Regions from separate parts of the Homo sapiens genome. Here region 1 is linked to region 2. Evidence: chromatin contacts called from ENCODE Hi-C or POLR2A ChIA-PET data. All regions are on one chromosome and are shown on one strand. Each heading gives the region's core, a stretch centred on a gene start or an enhancer-like site at or near the end of the contact. The rest is flanking DNA. Distances are from core to core; before and after follow the strand shown.

What was found. A loop is a pair of places that touch in the nucleus more often than their neighbours do. ChIA-PET counts read pairs that join two places held with the same protein, here RNA polymerase II (POLR2A). Pooled maps may share reads with other maps.
Region 1: a map of CD8-positive, alpha-beta T cell shows a loop between it and region 2 (18-fold over the local background). The contact joins the promoter of TM9SF4 here to the promoter of MAPRE1 in region 2. A Hi-C loop is called at or near these places in 1 of 168 maps with a recorded cell type or tissue (CD8-positive, alpha-beta T cell) and 6 of 50 pooled maps. POLR2A ChIA-PET finds 5 or more read pairs at or near these places in 2 of 52 experiments (PC-9 and WTC11).

What each region holds. Positions count from the first base shown.
Region 1 is chr20:32,108,301-32,111,518 of GRCh38, forward strand. It overlaps TM9SF4 (transmembrane 9 superfamily member 4), which reads left to right and starts at 1,414. Exons shown (of 18, transcript NM_014742.4): 1 at 1,414-1,455. The coding sequence starts at 1,441. RefSeq lists enhancers at 731-1,930, 933-1,677, 1,335-1,514, 1,678-2,420.
Region 2 is chr20:32,818,541-32,821,729 of GRCh38, forward strand. MAPRE1 (microtubule associated protein RP/EB family member 1) reads left to right here and starts at 1,414. Exons shown (of 7, transcript NM_012325.3): 1 at 1,414-1,488. RefSeq lists a silencer at 1,131-1,720 and enhancers at 1,793-2,462, 2,463-3,132.

The DNA.
Region 1 (3,218 bases), core at 164-2,663, 710 kb before region 2:
TAGTGCTTAGCTGTAGTTTCTAGAATGTCTTGAGGAGTTGGCTGGGCCTCCCTCTCTCTCCAGGTGCCTTTCCAGCAGAGTAGCTACACTTCTTTATAACCAAGAAGGTAGAATCAGACGTTTTCAATCCTCTTAAGGCCTAGGCTCAGTACTGGCAGAATCACTTGTAGCACATCCTATTGGTCAAAGCAACCAACATGACCAGCCAGATTCAACAGGAGGTAAAACAGAGTCTATCTCTTGAGGAGAGAAACCGTATGCTCATCATGCAAGGACGGACAGAACTACGTGGCAGCCATCTTTGCAGAAAATCCACCACAGTGGTGCCCATAGGTGGGGATCAGAGTTCAACTGTCCCTTGCCCCCTAGAATTAGATAAAAAGAGTCTAATGAACTGTTAGCATAATGCTAAGTGCTGCAGCACACAAAATGCTCGGCAAGTGCTGATGATTATTATTAATCATTATTATTCTTTTAATAGCTTTTTTAAAACAGTCTAAGATAGCACTGGTACTGTATTCAGTTTAAAGTGATATACATGGGTCAAATGAACTTTGAGTTCTTTCCCAACCTTAATACCATGATTCTTTGAGTCTCTTTTTCACAGATTTGGAAACTGAGGCTTAGGAAGATTGCGTGACTTGTCTGGAGTCACACACTAAGCTAGTGCATGACGTCCACATTCAGAGATATCTCCCTCCACTGAATATGCTGGTTTTCACTCGTTCATTTAAAAAATAATGTATTGGGCATCTACCACAAGCCCAAAGGAGTATACATAAACATATACTGACAATTATTTATTGAATACATCCTATGTAATACTGTGTCACTGAATCCTCATCACAAGCCTATGATGAACCAACCCCCTTCCCATTTCACAGATGGGAATGAGGAAGAGCAAGGTAAAAAACGAACAAACAAAAAAACAGGGTCCACCCTCATGGGGATTACAGTCTACTAAAGAGGATATAGGATAGTCAAACAAATACTTAAAATCAAACAAATACTTAAATATATAATTACAAATTATTCTTGGAGTCGTACTGCTCTTGGAGCCCCAGTGCCCACCCTTTCCCTCAAATCAAGGTCTCAGGTAACCCTGGCAATGGGTCTTCCTGCCAGTAGTAAAGATGGCGCTGAGAGCACGAGCGCACTTTCGCACACCCCCATTACCCACAATGCAGCGGGAATAAGGGAGGCTCAGTTTCTGCCAGGAGCTAATATGGCTTCCTTAGTTACACCGTTCTCTCTCTTCACCTAATCAGCGACCTTACTTTCCCAGACCAGACTGTCGAGCAGGAGCTAAGACTCCTTTTCCCCTCTGCTGACCGCCACTACAGGAGCGGTTGAAGCCAGACGACCACCTTGTGGAGTTAAACTCCGTAACCAGGGAGCACCACTTCCGCTGACGTCATTACGGCGACACGTGGATCCAAGATGGCGACGGCGATGGTGAGTGAAGGAGACTCCGGGAGCGGGAGCTGGAGCGGGGCCCTCCGGGGTATCCCAGGATCTTCCAGCACCCCATGCCTGGCCCTGAGCCACCTCCGGGACCCCTGACTCAGGCCTGAGGGCTACCTCTGACTGGGCTTGTCTTCCCCGAAATCCACCTCCCTGGCCCTGCCCCTGCACTCAGGCTTGTGAAGGCCCCGAGTTTTGGGGGAGGCGCCGTTTCGGAGGAAGACCTCGGCTGCTGCCTTCGCCGGTTCCCATTCTACTTTTGGTCTCCGCCCACTGTGAGCCCCATTTTCCATTTCTCACCTCCCTGTCCTGACCCCTCTGAAGACCCCCTCCCGTTATTCTCATCCTTGCTCCTCCCCGTCACGTCCAGACCCTGCTCTCCCCGCCTCCCCACCATCATAACCAGTCCGCAGATGTGACCTCTCCTCTGACCACCCTCCCAGCCCAAGCGCTGCCTCAGATCCTTTTCAGAGCCCTGTCCTCACTTACACTCATAGCTGTCCCCATCGCGCACCCCCTTGACTGCCGCTACCCCAGAGCTTGCCTTCACCTACCCCACCCCCATCTTTCATCCCTAGAGGCTTCCCTGCCCTTCCTGTCTTCTCTCAGTCAACTCCCTGCCCCTCTCTTAGGGACCTTTTACCCTGTTGGTTCTCAAACTTTACTGTGCATAAGAATCTCGAGGTGTGTAGGGGGAGGCATGCTAAAAATGCAGTTTCCTGAGCAGCCCCACTCCCAGAGATTCTAATTCCATAGGGCTAGGTGATGCCCAGGAATCTGCCCTTTTATAAGCACTCTAGTGATTATATAGTGGAGGTGGTCTGTGAACTACGTTTTGAAAAACACTAATAGCCCCACCTCACTGCTCTCCTTCCCATTCCCCAACATGGCCACACAGCTCGTTAGGGATGAAGGCTCTTTATTATGAAGCTATATGTTGGGATGAAGTCTGTGTGTGGATGAGGGTGGAGGTAAAATAGCCATGCTTGGAAGTTGGGTCAGAGCTTGCGGGCTCCTGGTGCAGAACCTTGGAAGTAAATCTTTGAAGGACTGGCCCTTTTTCTAAAAGTTTAGTTCAAATTCTGCTTGTCAAGAGACCAGAACTAAAATTGAAGTCACTTAGTCCAGAATGATTTCCTGGGTCTTCCTGCATACTGCCTCCTCAGCAGATAATTTCGTCCGGGGAGTGAATGACAAGGAAGACTCAGAGAAAAGGAAATGACATTTGACTTTAGCAAAGGAAGATTCTGGCTTAAATAATTTGGTGTTGGTTTTCTCCAAACAGGGATATATTATTGACTGGTAGCAATTTTCCCTCCTTCTCTTAGCTGACTGAGAACTTACCTTTGTTTAATGAGGGATTCCTTATTTAGAACTTCAGAGGTCAGGTAAAAAGATTTCATGGCCTTACCTGGTTTCTGTGGTTTCAGACTTCAGGCTGAACCACGAGTGGGGCAAATCCTCAAAGTAGTATGTTGAAACCTACATATATGTATATATATTCTGGTACCACATTCAGAACAGAGATAGTGTAAGAACTTAAAAGGAAATCACACCCTCTCTTGCTATAAGGAAAACATTGAGTAAAGTGGTATTTACGGCACTGCACTGGGAAATCCCTGCCTTGTTCAGAGATTTTTAAGAGGTTATAAGCTAGCAATACATATATGTGGTACACATCTATTTAGTCAACAAATATTTGAGTACCAATTCTGTTCCAGGAACTAGGGATGTAGTTGTGAATTACAGGGTCA
Region 2 (3,189 bases), core at 164-2,663:
ACTGCAACCTCTGCCTCCCAGGTTCAAGTGATTCTCCTGCCTCAGCCTCCCAAGTAGCTGGGATTACAGGCGCCCACCACCATGCCCGGCTAAGTTTTGCATTTTTAGTAGAGATGGGGTTTCGCCATGTTGGACAGGCTGGTTTCCAACTCCTGACCTCAGGTAATTCATCCGCCTTGGCCTCCCAAAGTGTTGGGATTACAGGTGTGAGCCACCACGCCCAGCCCAGTTCCTCCTTCAGCCAAGGCTCTCTTGAGAATGTAAGGGCCAGGTGTGGTGGCTCACGCCTGTAATCCCAGCACTTTGGGAGGCCGATGCGGGTGGATCTCTCGAGCCCAGGAGACCAGCCCAGCCTGGGCAACATGGCAAGACCCCATCTCTTAAAAAAAAAAAAAAAAAAAAGAGGGAGTGGGCAAGAGAGAATGTATGTACAGCCATTGGGAAACAACCCGGAACAGGACTCAGGAGGTCCTTGCTCCTGTGGACTTTACAGGAGACAGACAGTAAAGGCACAAGATGCCTTCTTATGGTACTAAGAAGAAAATATGCCGCATGATATTGCAGATGGGGGGGCGGGGGCGTCACAGAACGTGACTTTTTTTTTTTTTTTTTGAGACAGAGTCTTGCTCTGTCGCCCAGACTGGAGTGCAGTGGTGCAGTCTCGCCTCACTGCCACCTCCGTCTCCTGGGTTCAAGTGATTCTCCTGCCTCAGCTTCCCAAGTAGCTGGAATTACAGGCGCCCACCACCACGCCAGGCTAATTTTTGTATTTTTAGTAGAGATGGGGTTTCACTATGTTGGCCAGGCTGGTCTCAAACTCCTGACCTCAGGTGATCCTCCCACCTGGGCCTCCCAAAGTGCTGGGATTAAAGGCGTGAGCCACTGCACCCGGCCCAGAAAGTTGACTTCTAAGCGTTTCCCCAAAGTGTCTATTAGGTATCTTTATGATTCAATAACCCATTCTTACAGAAATTAATTGTAAGCCTGGGAGCGGTGGCTCACGCCTGTTATCCCAGCGCTTTGGGAGGCTAAGGCGGGAGGATCGCTTGAGGCCAAGAGTTCGAGACCACCCTGGGCAACACAGCGAGACCTCCATACATCTCTAAGCAAAAAAAAAAAAAAATTCATTGTAAAAGCAATTTTCTTTTTGGTTACTGCCATAGGGATTTTGTAACTGAGTCACACCGGGCCGAGGCGGGACCTCATTGGCTGCGACCGACCACGTGCCGCAGTCGCCCCGGCGGTCGGGGCCCCGCCCCTCGGCTACCGTTCTGTGGATCAGGGGCCGAGCTCCGCCCCCGGCGCGCGGCTGAGACCCTCTCTATAAAAGGAGCCGGCGGAGGATGGCGAGCCTTTACGTCGGCGCGTAACGAGGGGGTGCGTGTGAGGTCATCGCGCGGGCGGGCGGGCGGGGTCTGGCGGTTTGAACGAGACGAAGACGGAACCGGAGCCGGTTGCGGGCAGTGGACGCGGTTCTGCCGAGAGCCGGTGAGCCGGCTAGCGGGCCCGGGGGGTGCGGCTGGGGGGGCGGCCGCGTGGGCCAAGGCCGGGCGTGCGCGGGCAGGCCCTACGGGCAGCGCCAGGGCCGTTCCACACGGCGGTGCTGTTCGAGCCGGGTGGGGGAAGGGCGGGGCCGTCACCCGGCGCGCGCGGGCTGGGCCTGGGGGCGCGCGCTGCGCTCTGCTCAGGGGGCGGGGTCTCGGGCCGGAAGTGGGCTGCTGCTACGCGGGGTGGGGGTTTCTGGGCCGCCGCTGAGGTGTGGTCCCTGCGCTGCAGCGACTGGAGGTCCCAGGGTGGTTGGGCCCTGGGAGGGTGTGGGCGAGGTGGGCCGTCCTGGGAGCTCTGGGGACGCACATTGTGGGAGGCCGTGTTGCCTGAGGGCCGAGAGATCGGGTGGTGGAGTCAGACCTGGGTTGGGTTCCGTGCGGTGTGACCTTGGACAGGTGCTTTAACCGCTGTGGATCTCAGCTTCCTCATCTGTAAAACGGGGACAGTAATACTACCCACATTAAACTCTTAGCGCGATGTATGGCAGAAAGTAAGCCAGCTCTTGGACTCCCTCCTTTCTTCAGTGTGTGTTTATTGAATGCCCACTAGGTGTTGGGCACCGTGCTAAACCCTGGCTGTTTTCCCGGGAACAAAGATTTGCTCTCCAGGAATCCACATTATGATGAGCAGGAGGACAGTATAACGGGATGGTATCAACAGTGCTAGTTCAGTCCCTACTTCACAGTTGCCCTCGGATGCTGCAGGGCAGAGCTTGACCTCTGCCCCATTTTGGGGATGAGGATCCTGGGGCCCATTGAGGGAGGTTATGCTAGGCCGGGCATCCGCTTCTCCGATGGCATGTCTCTAACAGTAGTAATGATAATAGCAGCTCTTTGTTAGTTGGGCACTTGTTTTGTGTCAAGCACTGTTAAGTGCTCCATGTGGCTTTGTGTCTTTTAATACTAACACTGTCTTTAAGAGAGATTCTCTTCTTCCTTTTTTTTTTTTTTTTGAGACAGAGTTTTATTCTGTTGCCCAGGCGTGCAGTGGCACCATCGCTCACTGCAACCTCCGCCTCCCGGGTTCAAGCGATTCTCGTGCCTCAGCCTCCCGAGTAGTCGGGATTACAGGCGCGCGCCACCAAGCCCGGCTAATTGTTGTATTTTTTAGTAGAGACGAGGTTTCGCCATGTTGGCCAGGCTGTTGTCGAACTCCTGACCTCAAGTGATCTGTCCGCCTCGGCCTCCAAAGTGTTGGGATTACAGGTGTGAGCCACCGCGCCTGGCAAGAGAGATTACTTTCATTTTACAAATAAGGGGTCTGAGACTCTGAGAGGCGGAGTGTCTTATGCAGCCCAGCAAGTGGCTGAACCCCCACCTGGGACTTCAGTGTCTAGGCTCTTAACCTCTTTATTACACTTTCTCCCTGAGGTCCAGAGCTACACATCCAGATGTGCCCTTTGTGGTGGTGCGTCAAAGTGCCTAGCACAGTTTTTGGCACAGAGGGAAGCTTAGGACGTGATGTGCCTTTTGCTTAAGTGTTTTCATGTAGATTTTTGTTTAATCCTTACCACCACTTTGTGCAGAGATACTGTTTTACCCATTTTACAGGATGAGCCATTTGTGATGCAGGAAGATTAAGTGACTTGCCCACGGTCACATAGGTCCTTTCTGGTGGCACCTCCTTCCCCCACTTTACATA